Regions from separate parts of the Homo sapiens genome. Here all the other regions are linked to region 2. Evidence: chromatin contacts called from ENCODE Hi-C or POLR2A ChIA-PET data. All regions are on one chromosome and are shown on one strand. Each heading gives the region's core, a stretch centred on a gene start or an enhancer-like site at or near the end of the contact. The rest is flanking DNA. Distances are from core to core; before and after follow the strand shown. Region 1 holds the start of ZNF8-DT (ZNF8 divergent transcript). Region 2 holds the start of ZNF71 (zinc finger protein 71). Region 3 holds the start of ZNF211 (zinc finger protein 211). Region 4 holds the start of ZNF584 (zinc finger protein 584).

Region 1 (3,729 bases), core at 743-3,242, 1.7 Mb after region 2:
GGCGTGAGCCACCACACCCAGCCAAAAGACAGAATTTTAACAAATTTGGTTAAAGATCGAATTGGCTTTTATTTGTGATTCATGAATCTGGGCAGCCTCCACTCTGCAAAACGGAATGAGAGCTCCCACGGGGCAAATGGTAGAATAGTGGTTTTTGTAAGATAGAGAAAAGGCTAATTAGTTAACACTAGGTTACTTTTCTTGTAAGGATTAAAGCAGAGGGGACTTCCTTATTATGCTGCTCAGGTAGACTGGAAATCTGGTTTGTTTAGGGATCTACCTGCTTAAAGTATCAGTCTGATTATGTGGCATTTAGCCTAAGTGACTCTGTCTTGGTTTGGTCTGGTCTCATGAGGCCTAGAGCAGGAGCTCAGTCCAAAACCATGTCCTCTCATAATTTTGTGTAACTTGCCTAACACCTGCTCCTTCTCAGGAACGAGGCCCAGCAAAAAGCAGAGACGGTACAGGGCCAGAAGGATCTGAGAGAGTGTGGCCAGCTTGAGCCCTCAGGAGTCGGCCAGAAGGATCTGAGAGAGTGTGGCCAGCTTGAGCCCCTCGGGAGTCAGCTCCTCCGTCCCCACTGGTAACGTCTTCACCCCTTCAACACGGTGTGAAGGGCCATGTCATGGTTGATCTTCAGTCCCTCAGACTACACCATCAGCCCCATGGGGGTGAGCAAATAACAAGTAACTATACTGTTCCCTGCTATGTGTCTGGCTCTTGGTAAAATTTAAAAAAGTTAAAAATTGTTGTGGTTTGAATGCAACATTTTTGAATGGAAATCTGCTTCCCCATTTTTCTTTTTTAATAACTTTTTATTTTTTTTTTGAGACGGAGTCTTGCTCTGTCACCCAGGCTGGAGTGCAGTGGCCTGACCTCGGCTCACGGCAACCTCCGCCTCCCAGGTTCAAGCGATTCTCCTGCCTCAGCCTCCCGAGAAGCTGGGACTACAGGTGCCCGCCACCACGCCGGGCTAATTTTTGTATTTTTAGTAGAGACGGGGTTTCACCATATTGGCCAGGTTGGTCTCGAGCTCCTGACATCGTGATCCACCCGCCTCGACTTCCCAAAGTGCTGGGATTATAGGCGTTAGCCACCGCGCCCGACCTTTAATAAACATTTTAATGGACTACAACAGACCCACAGAAAAAGACACATCACAAAGTGAACACCCACAGGGAGAAGCAATAGGGCTGTCAGAGGCATTCGACCCAGAGCGACTCCATTTTGAGTGAGGGCTAGGAAAATGAGGCTGGGCTGCATTCCCAGAAAAGTAGGTATTCCTAACCTCTAGATGTTTACGGTTAAGGGAACAAATTAATAATGGGTACTAAAACAGACCCAGACTTGGGAGTGTCCAGATATCCCGGTATCTAGAGAACAAAGGCATTCCTAATTTTGCTTTAAAAATAATATCGATTCTTGAAAAATACAGTAAGAAAATTAATCCTTTTTCACAAACCCTTGTAGCAGAGCACATCTCCCCAAAATCTATTTTTAGCCCAAATATACACAAGCATTGTACCTAGGGTGCATACGTTCCTCTTACTTTCAGGAACGTCCTACTGTCTATGGGGTAGCTGTTTCACAACTTTACTTTCTCAACAAACTTGCTTTTACTTTGCACTGCGGACTCGCCCTGAATTTTTTCTTGCGCGAGATCCAAGAACCCTCCCTTGGGGTCTGAATCGGACCCCTTTCCTGTAACACAACCACCGCTCCCAGCCTCCCCGCTTCCAGCCGCTAAGCCCAAAGTCTTTTATATGAACAAACCTCTAACTCGTCCTGTGACTTTGATGCGTGTGCGTTTTAGGCACCGGGGAGCAGAGGGTAAAGCGGCGCAGCTCCGGGCCTCCTCCCGCGCAAGTTCCCGAGAAGAGCAGGTCCGGCCCGCGCAGACGTGCACGGTCCCCAGCCATTAGGAGGAGCAGACGGTCCCCACCCCCACAATCAGTCATCTCTCGGGGTCCGCCCTTGCTTCCTGCCCACGAGTGAGGCCTCTGGTTGCCCGCAACCTAAGGGGCATCGCAGCCCCGAGCAACACCGCCCCCACCAGCCTTAGCTGAGTGCTCCCATTGGCCAGAGGCCAGCGGGTGGGGGCTCCCATTGGCCATCGGCCATAATGCTTCCATTGGTCGAAGGCCAGACCAGCGGAGACTCCCATTGGCCGAGGGCTGTGGTTCGCCGCACGGCCTACTGGGAGTTGTAGTCGCCGCGTCGCCGGTGCGGCCGCCATTGTCCGGCGTTCGGCGAGTCGGGTGGTCCCTTTGGCTGGAGTGCCTCTCTGGTCTGGGGATCACCTCAGGCGCTGTCCTTCACTGGGCGATCCAGCATGGACCCCGAGGACGAAGGGGTAGCGGGAGTGATGTCTGTGGGGCCGCCGGCGGCCCGGCTTCAGGTAACAATAACAACAATAACGACGGCGGCGGGCTCCGGGCAAGCGTCTCCCGCGCAGACTGACCCTTTCACCTCGCGGCGCGATGAGAGCGGCACCGCTGTTAATGCCCTTGACACGTGGGGAAACTCAGACGCGGGTCGGGGCGTGGTGACCGTCCTGGCTGGTCAGAGAGGGGGCCGGGATTCCAACCAGGCGCCTGGCCCCCGAATGCGCATGCTCCACGCGGCTCTGTCCTCCCCAGGGCTGGGGTCGGTCATTCCCGAGAGAATCGAGCAGGCCCATCTCCTGCGTTCTGCTCCGCCCCGCCGACACCCTTGCCCATTCCAGGAAGGTCTGTCCTCGTGTTGACTGATAACAGTAATTGTAGCGTTGGCCGGGTGCCCAGATGGCAAGAATCATCGAATAGAGATGCTTTAACGCGTGGAGTCAGCGGACACCCACCGGGACCCCAGCACCGCGGAGCCCCTGCCCTGGGGCTTGGGCACAACCTCTTGGGGGCAATGATGGGTCACCACGCACTGAGTGTGATGAGAGTGACCACCAGGGTCGTCCCCTGCGAGACTGTGGGAGAACTGCAGTGCAGGGCGGTCAGTGTTTGCAGGGCCATCTGGCCATCAGAGCTCCACTTTCTAGACAAAGTGGTTGCGGCCTGTGTTCTCCATAAAGCTGCCTCGCGTGGCAGGAAACAACAATAATTATCCTTCCTCAAGCTCTGCAACTTTGAAATTATACTTTTTTTTATTTTTTGTCGTTGGTTTGTTCATGGGGATTTGCATTATTTCAGATTTGGTACACAAAGTGAGACTTGATAATCTTAGGTTGCAGGTTTTCAGATGTGTGTTGCTCCAAATTTGCATGAAATGCTACCACGTTTTATTTTGTTCTTGCTGTGGATGGGGGACAAGGAATGAGTCGTAAGAAAGGCTTGAGAGAAAGTGTATTAGTTACCTGTTGCTGTGTAACTCAAAACTTCGTGACCTGGAACAACAATAAATATCTCACGAGTTCTGACAGGAGTAATGGAATGTCCTAGCTGGTGGTTCTGGTTCAGGCCCATGAAGTTACAGTGAAGATGTCAGCATAGCTGTTGTCACCTGAGACCTGAGTCTGGAGGATCCACCTCCAGGATGGCTCACTCACATGTCTGTTGATAGGAGACCTCAGTTGTTCTCCATGTAGGCCTCTCTTTGGAACTGCTAGGGATCCTTGCAACATGGCATCTGGCTTCCCACAGAACAAGTGATCCAGGAGAGGGCAAGGTAGAAACTGTAACACCTTCCATGACCTGGATTCAGAATTCACACTCTTGTCACTTCCACGGTGTCTTACTG
Region 2 (3,479 bases), core at 967-3,466:
TCAACCTCATAGAAACAGAAATTAGAATGGTGGTTTCCAGGGGCTGGGGGAGGTGAGAAGACGTTACTCAACGAGTATAAAGTTTCTGTTATGCAAGATAATTAAGTTCTCTCTATACAGCAACTTGAATATATCTCCAGAGAATTGTGCTGAATGAAAAAAGCCAATTCCACCATTCACATACTGTATGATTCCATTTGTATAACATTCTTGAAATGACACAATTGTATATATGGAGGATAGACTAATGATCGAGTCTGGAGGAAAGTGAGTGTGGCTATAAAAGGGCAAGATGAAGGATCCTTGTGGAAATATCGGAAGAGATCCTTGTGATGGAAATGTTCTGTCTCTTGAATGGACCGACGTCAGTATCCTACTTGTGATATTGCAAGATGTTGCCCTTGGGTGAAATTACCTAAGAGACATAGGTCTCTCTGTATGATTTCTATATTATGTTTTACAACCTGACGTGAATAAATCCACATTTATCTCAGAATAAAATATTTCATTTAAATACATCATTAATCACCACCTAAGGCTAGCTGCTGTTGATGGTTTTGTGGCCACTTGGACATTCAGCAAATGTTTTTAAACTTGGCTTTGTGGTTTACTATAGAAAAGGGTCTCAGCCAGGCATCTGGTTCCTACCTTTCCTCTTGTGTAAGCTCCCCTGTCTGTATTACCCAACTAATCTGGAAAGTAGCTTGGCTGTGAAGATTGTTTATAAATCATAAAATGTGGAGACCAGGGGTCAGAACAAAGGAAACTCACAACAAGGATTAATGCTTTTTTTCTTATATCTAAAGATATAGGGAATTGACATTTAAAGATCTAGTTGTTTTTTATTTGCAATTCTAGAATCCAGCCACACCTCCTTCTATAAAATAGAACTAGTGTTCTGGTGATCCAAGCAGAGGAATATGGCTTCATACACAGAAACGGGCTGAGGAAAGCAGAAACAGAGAACAAGAGTGGATGGGTCATTTCAAAGTTACTTTCCCTATCATGGTTAAAGCAAAGGGGATTTCTTTTATCATGCCTGCTAAACTGGCCTGTTTGGGACTTGGCTATTATCTCTCTCTTTCTCTCCTGAGAGGAGGTCAGGTAACAACTTAGTTGGAGTTGGTGGCCTGGAACTTCAGCATGAGTAGCTCCATTTCGATTTGATCTGTTGGGCCTAGTGCAGGAACTCAGTCCAAACCGATAGTCTCCTATACATTTTATTCTACACCTATGCTCATTTTCTTCTTTGCACATCTGTATGCTTAAAAAGTGTTCTTTAAAGATAAGCATGATTATCAGGTTTAAAGTTGCCTGGGATGGTCCCTCAGGCCAGTCCATTGGCTGGACTGCAGAAATGTCTGCAGCAGATGTGACACGCCTCTTTTATCCCCCTCATTTCTCTGCCTCCACCCATCCCTTGTCCTTTTCTGTTTTCCTTCCTCCCTCCTCCCTCTCCTTACCCATTCTTTCCTCTCTTCAGCCTGTCCTGCCCTCCCCAACTCGACTTCCTCTTTCTTTCCTCCTTTTCCCACCCTTTTCTTCTTCCTTATAGTCCTTTCCACCTTCTCATCCCCCTTTCCACCCTTTCTTCCTTCTCCTCCTTGCCGTCTCCATTCTCTTCCTTTCCTGCCTCCCTGCCCCTCCCTCCTCCCACCCGCTCCCTCTTCTTTCTGTTGGTTCCTCTCCTCTCTGACCTGTTCTTTTCCCTTAGTCTCTCCCCAGCCCTTCCTCCTTCCCCTCCATCCTTCTTCCAACCCCTCCTCCTTCTCCATCTCTTCTTCTTCCTCCCCAGCTCTCCTCCCCAAGTCCCTCTCCATCCTCTCTCTTCTCCCCGCTCCTCCCCATCCCTCCTCCCCTTCCATCCTTCTTCCCACCTCTCCTACTTCTTTTCTCCCTCCTCCCCCCTTCCCTCCTGTCCCTCCTCCTCGCCCCTCCTTTCCCTCCGTCTTTCTTTCCACCCTTCCTCCCTCCGTCTCTTCTCTCTCCTTCCCTTTCCCTGCCTCCTCCCCCTCAATCCTCCCTCTCGCCCCAGCCTCCTTGGCCGCGGAGTCCTCTGTGAGATGGAGGAGCTCAGTTGGCTCCGCTCGGCTCCACTCGGCTGGGCTCGGCTGAAAAAAGCCGGGGGGAGGTGGCGCGCGCGGGTTTCTGGGAAGCGTAGTCCGGCGCAGTCCGCGCAGGCGCACTGCCGTCGGGCGGGCCTAGCGGGCGCGGTCATTGTCCTGGCAGAGCGGCGAGCCGGTGAGTGTGGCTGCGGGGTCGCGCCCACCCTCTACCTGTGCCGGGGGCCGGAACCTGGCCCCGGGGAGGGCGCGGCCTCGGGGAGACGGCGTGCAGGCCCAGGTACGGGGAGTGCAGGGCTGGGTGCTGGTCCAGGGCGTGCGGGCGCAGGAGAGGGCGTGCAGGCCGGGACCGAGGTGCGCCTGGAGAGGCTGAGCGGCCGAGGAGAGGCTGAGGGGAAGCTGAGGGGCTAAGGAGAGGCTGACTGGAGGCTGAGGGGCTGAGGAGAGGCCGGGGCCAGGGAGGGAGAGGCGTGAGTGGGTTGGAGGTAGGAAAGTTGCATGAACACGAGGGCCATCCTGGGGGGAAGGTGGCCTGTGTGAGAGACAGGCAGTGCATATCATCCTGAGGATGAGGCTGTGTCTTTGTGGATATTGTGAATGTGTCTGTGTGTGTGTCTGTGTGGGTCTGTATGTGTGTGTGAGACAGATTGTGTCGTCCTGAGGGTATGGCTGTGTCTCTGGATATTGTGATTGTGTGTGTGTGTTTGTGTGTGTGTGTGTGTGTGTGTGTGTGTGTGTGTATGAGACAGAGAGAGAAACTGCGTGTCGTCCAGAGGCTGGGTCTGTGAATGAATGTGAATGTGTCCATGTATGTCCGTGTGGGTCATGTGTGGTAGCGTGTGTGTGTGTGTGTCCCACTTCTTCAGAGTCTTGGTCTCTCTGTGGAGCTGTGTCTCTCCAGGTCTCTGCCTATGCATGTGTGGTGATATCTCTGAGTGACTGCCTGTGTCCTTGTCTTTGGTGTTGTGGGTGTGTCAGCCTTGATCTCTGTCCATGAGTGTCTCTGTGGGAGGGTGCCCTCTGGGTGTCCACTATGTCTGCTCTTTCCATGCATGTCTCTTGGCATGAGTGTAGGGCTGTGTCTTTCCAGGGGCCAGTCCTGTCTGGATCTTTCCTATCTCTGTGTGTCCACCTGTGTCTAGAGTATTTCTTGATGTTTGCGTGTGACTCTGCAGGGGTGGGTGCGTCTGGGTGTGCCTCTTCCAAAGACTATATGCCTGGACAAGGGAGCCTAGCAGAGCCACTACCTTCTCACCCTACGCTTCTCCTAGTCTGCCTGCCCACAGTTCCCTGGCTTTTTCCTGCCCATAGAAGGCTCTGGAGGCGTAGGGGCCTGGGAGTGACAGGGGCCGGGTGGAGGAGGGGAAAAGGAAGGCTGTTTCTTCTGCCTCCCACAGGATCTTCTTAAAGTGGGAT
Region 3 (3,451 bases), core at 343-2,842, 1.0 Mb after region 2:
ATGTGCATATATGTACCTTAAAATAATATAAACTTTCTGGGCGACGGAGTGAGGCCCTGTTTAAAATAATGATAATAATTTGATATTTTATGCATTAAAAACTTTTGTCTGGGCATGGTGACTCATGCTTGTAATCTCAGCAGTTTGGGAGGCTGAGGCAAGAAGATTGCATGGCCCTAGGAGTTTGAGACTAGCCTGGGCCCTATAGGGAGACTCCATTCCTACAATAATTTTTTTTTTAACTAGCCGGGTGTGGTGGTGTGCTTGTAGTGCCAGCTACTCAAGAGGCTGAGGTGGGAGGATCACTTGAGCCCAGGAAGTGGAGGCTGCAATGAGCTATGATTGTTCCACTGTACTCCAGCCTGGACAACAGAGTGAGACCCTGTCTCAAAAAAAAATTAAATGTTTTGATTATACAAGGAAAATGAACATTCATGTATTAAAGCTTCATGTTTTATGAACAAAACTGACTTTGCAGGCAGGAGAGCGTTTTCTGGGGGCACCAGAAGCAGGGAACTTCCCTTGTCCGTTGGCTTCAGGGCTGCCCACTATCCCTCCACTATCTTCCCATTGTAGCCCTGTCTGGTGTCTTTTGTCCCTGACAAAACCTACAAAAAGTGACTTTAACACTTCAGGCTGCATGCATTTGAAGAGCAATAAGATAACGTTTTTTCGCTTCCCACTACCAGTGGAGATCTGCTGGGGTGGGCTGCATGGAATCTGAAATGATGTCTAAATACTGAAGTGAACCTCTACACTAGAGACTGATATACAGCTGACCCTTAAACGACGCAGGGGTCAGGGATACCGACCCCTGCGGAATTGAAAATGCTTGTATTACTTTTGACTCCCCTAGGTCTTAACTACTAATAGCCAACTGTTGCCCGGAAGCCTTATGAAGTTGCCCGGAAGCCTTATGAATTACATAAACTCCCAGTCGATTAACACATTTTGTATGATATATGCATGATATATGCATAATATATATGATATATGCATTTTGTATGATATATGCATTATATATATTTTAGTATAAGAACTATACTTGTACTAAAACAGACCAGAGAAAGGGTATCAGGAAAATTGTAAGAGGCTCGTTGACATTACACCCAATTAAAAAAAGGAAAATAAAAGAATACGGAAGGGAAAATACATTTACTAATCATTAAGTGGAAGTGGATCATCATAAAGGTCTTCATCCTTGTGTTCTTCATGCTGGGCAAGAGAATGAGGTCTTGCTGTCTCTGGGGCAAGAGGTCGGGGAGCTGGAAGAGGCAGGAAAAGGAGCACACTCGAAGTAACGTTTATTGGGGAAAAAAAACGCCTACGTGTAAATGGACCCGCACAGCTCAAACCTGTGTTGTTCAAGTGTCAACCTACTTAAGACCTCAAACACCGAAGCCCCTCAGTCGCCCTGGAAGGCAGCAGACGCAGCTTCCTAGCGCTCCCAGCTGTCTGCACACAAGGCGCCCTCCGTCGCAGCCTGGGGGAGACTACATTACCCAGAAAGCCTTGCGTCGAGCGGCAGTACTTTGATCCAATGAAAATCCAAGACAGGGGCATTTCCGTGTGGGTCTACCCCCGCCCCCCCCAGGGCGGGACTTGTGGCGTCTTCGCAGCGGTCATTTTGGCTGCCCTCCCGGAGGTCCGTTCTGTCTGTCAGCCGCTTTGGTACGCTGCATCGGGATCGAAGTGACGGACCGTGAAGGCGCGAGAGTCAGGTCTGAGGGTCGGGGGCAGAGCCGCCCGCGAGGCCGGCCTGGGGATAGCGATGCTCGGGTTCCCCCCGGGTCGCCCGCAGCTCCCGGTCCAGCTCCGCCCACAGACTCGGATGGCGACCGCACTGAGGGACCCGGCTTCGGTGAGCGCTGCGATCTCCGGGCCTCCCCCGGCCGAGATTCTTAAGTCCCAAGTGAGAGGCACCAGCTCACGTCTCTGTAGCACAGGGTCGGGGACACTGAGGCTCGTGGGTGGGGCCCCTATTTCTGACATCCGATGTGGTGGGCAGGGGGACAAGGGACAGGACCGGCGCGTGCAGGGCTTGGACGGGCAACCGAGAAGGGGGCATTCAGGAACCTGGGCTCCACATTGTTACTGCAGGGAACAAAGTTTGAGAGAGATCTACCTTTATTCTTAGGGCCGTGGGAGCCATAGAGAGCTTGCGCAAACGAGAGACACCATCTGAGTTAAATTTGAAAAATCCTCTGCAGGCTGTTCAGTGGAAGAAAAGACTTTAGAGATGGATGAGGACGTTGAGGCAGAGGGAGGTTGAATATTTTTCCAAGGCCACACAACTGGTGAGAGGCAGCACTAAGGACCGAGGCGCACAGGTTAGACAGTCGACCCAAAGTTACGTGGCTCTGGGCCGGGGCAAGGGTACAGGGAAGGCCTGTGCCCATGGAGCACTGCCATGATCACATTCCTCTGAGGCCTGCGTCTTTCCACAGGTTCCCATAGCTACAGAGGTGCTTTTCAAACTTACACAGGTAAGTGGAGGTATCTCAGCCCCTCACTGGTCTGGAATGTCCCTCCACCCTCCCCAGACAGATATTTTCTTTAGATTTGTGGTGTCATGGGACTCACCTACCATTCTCTCAGCGTTTGGTTTGGGAACCCTGGAGAATCCCTGAGCTAAGGGCCCTGAGTCCAGGCCAATGTTTCCATTTGGAGCAGCCAATGGAAAGATGGGTGAAAATTTATGATAGAAACAGGTAGGTACCAGCTTTTGGAACTCCTTGGAGGTGAGGCTGAGCTGGTTCAGGGAACTGCAGGTTTCCTTTATTTCTGTGAAGTTTGGCATCTATTGTGAGGAAGTTGGAGTTTGGGATCAGAGGAGGGAGATTTATCTAACCCAAGTGTTGACAGGATACAGAGTGGAAAACAGAATGAACACAGTGACTAATGGGAATGTGAAGAGACAGCAGGGATCAATGACACCAAGGTCTGGTGTCTCTTCTGACTTGGGGATCTTGGGAGGAGAATGTATGGGGACATGGATTTTGAGTCTTCCAAATTGAGACTGTTCATGGTTTCATCAATCCCTATTATGCTAGGGAAGTGTGACCTTTGAAGATGTGGCCGTGTACTTCTCCTGGGAGGAATGGGATCTCCTTGATGAGGCTCAGAAACACCTGTACTTCGATGTGATGCTGGAGAACTTTGCACTTACGTCCTCCCTGGGTAAGGCCCTCATACTCACCCTTGTGCCCTGGACTAGGCTCTCTGTTTCTCCTTTTCCTCAGGAGCAGCTCTGTCCTCATATCTGGACTATAGGCACTGCCTCCTTCCCCAGTTCCCTGGGTAGATGTTGTGGACTGAGTGCAAGCCTACTTCCCTTATCGTCCCAGCCCAAAAGCATCTTGGGTAAGGATTTGGGATCAGTAGTCTTACAGTAAGCCTAATAGATCCCACCTGACTTGCCTTCTCCCTGTCTGGTGACTTTCTAGATCTA
Region 4 (3,888 bases), core at 537-3,036, 1.8 Mb after region 2:
AGCTTGGGGGTGTCCCACCTGTGTCTCCACTGGAGAGAATACACAGGTGTCACTGAGGAACAGGGTTGCAAGGACTGAGGATATGGGGTCAGCTGAGGACATGTTAAGGAGAGGCAAACATTGCACAGCTAGGCACTAAGGAGAGAGAAAGGGACACAGCGGGGCATGGCCAGAAAACTGGAATTGAGCTGAGTGGAGGCACCAAGACCTGCGAGGGCACAGGCTGGGCACCAGGTGTGAGAACAGCCCACTCCTGGGGGCATTCACCAGGGGTAGATCTCTTCAGGGTCCCTCTGCCACAACTAGTTTTGAGTTCATATGGTCCACCTGCTGGTGGGAATGTAGAAGCCTTCAGACCTATGAAGGATGATGAGTTTTTGAGAGTCCAGGCCAGGAGAGGCCAAAACACCATGACCCCAGCAAGCGAGAATAATCCTTACTCCAAGACAAACACAGACCTGCAAAAAATGAACATTCAGGGAAGGCTCCCAGGCAGGACCCAGTGGGCCCACACGCACCCATGTCAGTGCATGCAGTGCCTGGAATCTTACAGGAAGTGACCGAGCTGAACGTGACCAGCTGTGAAGATTCAGAGACTTCTGAGCCCCGATCTTGGCCACTCACGGCCCTTGGGTAGAATGTGTGGGGTGTCCACTCAGCCACTTGTTAGAGGAGGTGGCATGATCTGGGCCTCAGTGCCACGACCAACAGCGACTTCCAAGGGGAACATGGAAAGAACAGAGGAAAAAAACCAGAGTTGAGGCTGGGGAGAGTTATGGTGCCAGTGGTCTCACCCAGCACTGAGTGCAAAGTTCTCCAGCACCACTTCAGGTAGAAGCTCCTCTGGACCTTGCCTAAGAACTCCGTTCGTCCGGGAGGACGCAGGCCCACCTGCTCTAACATGAACGCGTCTGAATTCAGCGGAGGACACCCAGGAGCCCGGTTATTCTCCTGCCAGCGTCCTCCCCTGATGTGTCCCTGACCCCGTGCTCTGACGTACTCAGCCATGTACTCACTCTCCTCTCCCAGGCCCCCATACCTGAGATCACCATGGCCTGATATGGGGTAGACTACAAGCCTACCGTGCCTCAGCCATGTGCAGGGCGACCTGTCCCTGGCATCCACACCTGTGGCCCATACGTCGCCCGCATTGTGGGGCGCCGAAAACCCAACACAACTGAAACACAACTGCTGACCTTCCCCCTAAGCCGCCTCTAAACGAGGTCCCTCGGCCCCTGGTCCCAGCCGCTCTTTGAAGACTTGCCTGATGACAGGCATGTACCATGTTTTTGGCTGGGACATTTTTCTGAGCCTTGCTCCGGGCTCCGTAAAGCGGACACGGTGCCAGGGAGAGAATTTCGGGGCGGTTGCGGGCACAGGCGGGCTTCTGCGGAGGCCCTGGCGAACGCCCCCGCGCGGCGCGGTCCGATGGCCCCATGGGGCCGCCCCTCCACTGTGAGGTCACCGGGGTTCAGCAACATTCACTGCGGCTAGGACGCGTACAGGTCACTGAGGCAGAACTTCCCGATTCTCGCGCCTTCGTTCGTTTCTGCGGACCAGCGGAGACTCCTCCACACCGCCCACCGCCCAATGATCCCACTGCCGCAAACCGCCCCAAAGCCAGCGCCGAAAGCCGACGCCGGAAGCCCCGCCCCACGCAGGGCCCGCCCGAACGTTCCCGTTCCTGGGCCGCCATTGGCCAAGTCTGAACGGCCCCACGTCGAGGCTCCTTATGGGAAATGTAGTTCACGTCCCGCTTCAGGAGCTAGCGGCGCCCTCCCTTATCGCCTTGGCAACGACCCAGCCGCGCCGCGAGGAGAGCCGGGAATGGAGGTCGTGGCGTGAGGGGCGCCGAGCGAGGGGAGGCGCGGGCCACGGGAGTTCCGGGAGTTCCGGCGTTGCCCGGCAGTCCGCAGTCCTCGGCGGGAAGGCTGTCCCGGCGCCTCAGGCAGCTCTGCGTGGGCCGGGGTGACTTCCTCGCGATCCCCTGCGCGAGGTGAAGGGCAGGGACCTTTGCCGCGCCTTCCACGCGCCGTGCCCCACCGGCGAGTGGCTCCATCTTCCTCAGACTTATCGCTCGCGGACAGGCGCCGTGGGTCTCCCGGGCCTCCGTACCGTCCTCCTTCCCAGCGGCTCCGGGAAGCGGTTCCCTGTCTTCGGACGCATTTCACCCGCGCGGGGAGAGCTTCCCGGGAAGGTTCCACGGCGGCCGAGGGTTTCCGCGCCCGGGACGCGTTTCGGCTGAGGCCGTGGGTCCAGTCCACGGGTTCTGCCCGCACGGTCCAATGGCCGGGGAGGCGGAGGTGAGCAGAGGATGCCTCCGAGGAATGAGGGGGCCCACCAGGTGGGGGGCGGCGTGTGCCAGGGCAGAGTTGGAGGAGGGCAGGAGATCTGCGTATGATTCCAGGGGGAGGTCTTTGATGCACGGCTGGGGCATGCCCTTGGCAGTGGGAGCCATTGGAGATGTGCCGCAGGACTGGGACAGGATGGGGTCGTAGTTGCTGTGCCAGGCCCTCTGGAGACGCATGTGCAGAACGGCGTGTGGAAGGCCAGGCAATTGCCTATAGGGTAAACTGGGGACGTTGTGCTGGGGGTGTACAGTTTTAGGCATTCTGTTGTCCAGTTTTGTGCCTGTTGAGCAGGAGGCAAACTGGACCCTGGGACCAGGTACTTGAGACCTAAGGGAGAAGGATGAGCATAGGTTTGGTTGCGTCTGAGAGGTATGATCTCTGGGACTGGAATTGGCAGGCAGGAGATAGAGTGGAGCCTGTGCCCTTGGCCCTGCACATAGATGGCATCAGTCTGGTCACCAACCTGATGTCGCTTTGGGCTGGACACAGTTTCCAGTAGTAACACCAGAAGCATCAATAACACCAGCAGCTCTGATATTCCTCTGGGATAGGAGAAGGAAGGTATAAGGGTATGTGTAGGGAGTAAGGTGGGGAAGAGTTTAGAGCTCATAGGGAAAGATAATGTCAGGGGGAGATGTGATAGGACCCTGAGATACAGGTCAAGGGCCTGAATGTGTCCATCTGTCCATATTTTGGTTGTTTTTTTCTGCCCATCATTGACCCCAAGGCTCAGTTGGACCCATCATTGCAGGGCTTGGTGATGTTTGAGGATGTGACGGTATATTTCTCCAGGGAGGAGTGGGGGCTCCTTAATGTGACCCAGAAGGGCCTATACCGGGATGTGATGCTGGAGAACTTTGCACTCGTTAGCTCACTGGGTAAGTCTCTTACACTGTCCCCCAGCACACTGACTACCCCCTCATTTTCCCCATGCGAAGTTCTGTCCATAACGAAGCCAGACCATGGGGGCTCTTTCCTTCCCAGATTCCCTGTTGTAGGTATTGTGGGTGGTGGGACTCGGTGGTGGGACTCGGCGGTGTGCTCTTTCCCTGCCTTTCTCTGAGCAATGCTGTTGGCAGCCTCAACACCTCTTGCCCCAGGAGCTAGTGGAGCAGGTTTTGGGGGTCAGATGTTTCATAGTTTGCCCACCAAATCCCACCAAGCTCTGCCTTTTCCTGGCCATGTGACTCTCTTGAAGACATGGCTTCTCTGTGCTCTGGGTTTTGCCTCCCTACAAAAGAAATTTTACAGGGACCTCCCTGGGCCAGGCTTGAGCCATGAATTTTAATCAGAACGGTTTGGGAAATATATATATATATATATATATATATATATATATATATATGTGTATATATATATGTATATATATGTATATATATGTATATATATGTATATATATGTGTATATATGTGTATATATGTGTATATATATGTGTATATATGTGTATATATGTATATATGTGTATATATATGTATATATGTATATATATATGTATATATGTGTATATATATATGTATATATATATATGTGTGTATAT

The links. A loop is a pair of places that touch in the nucleus more often than their neighbours do. ChIA-PET counts read pairs that join two places held with the same protein, here RNA polymerase II (POLR2A). Pooled maps may share reads with other maps.
Region 1: a pooled map shows a loop between it and region 2 (10-fold over the local background). The contact joins the promoter of ZNF8-DT here to the promoter of ZNF71 in region 2. A Hi-C loop is called at or near these places in 6 of 50 pooled maps.
Region 3: a loop to region 2 is called in a pooled map, with 5 times the contacts of the local background. The contact joins the promoter of ZNF211 here to the promoter of ZNF71 in region 2. A Hi-C loop is called at or near these places in 6 of 50 pooled maps.
Region 4: a loop to region 2 is called in a pooled map, with 3 times the contacts of the local background. The contact joins the promoter of ZNF584 here to the promoter of ZNF71 in region 2. A Hi-C loop is called at or near these places in 1 of 50 pooled maps. POLR2A ChIA-PET finds 5 or more read pairs at or near these places in 2 of 52 experiments (A549 and naive thymus-derived CD8-positive, alpha-beta T cell).

Annotation. Positions count from the first base shown.
Region 1 is chr19:58,276,750-58,280,478 of GRCh38, forward strand. It overlaps ZNF8-DT (ZNF8 divergent transcript), which reads right to left and starts at 1,993. Exons shown (of 3, transcript NR_187495.1): 1 at 1,774-1,993. ZNF8 (zinc finger protein 8) reads left to right here and starts at 2,206. Exons shown (of 4, transcript NM_021089.3): 1 at 2,206-2,398. The coding sequence starts at 2,333. ZNF8-ERVK3-1 (ZNF8-ERVK3-1 readthrough (NMD candidate)) reads left to right here and starts at 2,217. Exons shown (of 7, transcript NR_144447.1): 1 at 2,217-3,729. It also overlaps a transcript of ZNF544 not described here. RefSeq lists enhancers at 2,282-2,331, 2,752-2,801.
Region 2 is chr19:56,593,086-56,596,564 of GRCh38, forward strand. ZNF71 (zinc finger protein 71) reads left to right here and starts at 2,217. Exons shown (of 4, transcript NM_001370215.1): 1 at 2,217-2,343. It overlaps ZNF71-SMIM17 (ZNF71-SMIM17 readthrough (NMD candidate)), which reads left to right and starts at 2,217. Exons shown (of 5, transcript NR_163263.1): 1 at 2,217-2,343. RefSeq lists a silencer at 2,179-2,568.
Region 3 is chr19:57,631,576-57,635,026 of GRCh38, forward strand. It overlaps ZNF211 (zinc finger protein 211), which reads left to right and starts at 1,593. Exons shown (of 4, transcript NM_006385.5): 1 at 1,593-1,861; 2 at 2,448-2,486; 3 at 3,054-3,180. The coding sequence starts at 1,772. RefSeq lists enhancers at 1,193-1,282, 1,353-1,402 and a silencer at 1,843-1,912.
Region 4 is chr19:58,406,863-58,410,750 of GRCh38, forward strand. ZNF584 (zinc finger protein 584) reads left to right here and starts at 1,787. Exons shown (of 4, transcript NM_173548.3): 1 at 1,787-2,303; 2 at 3,079-3,229. The coding sequence starts at 2,286. ZNF584-DT (ZNF584 divergent transcript) reads right to left here and starts at 1,601. Exons shown (of 1, transcript NR_186337.1): 1 at 1-1,601. RefSeq lists enhancers at 946-995, 974-1,619, 1,546-1,595 and a silencer at 1,856-1,915.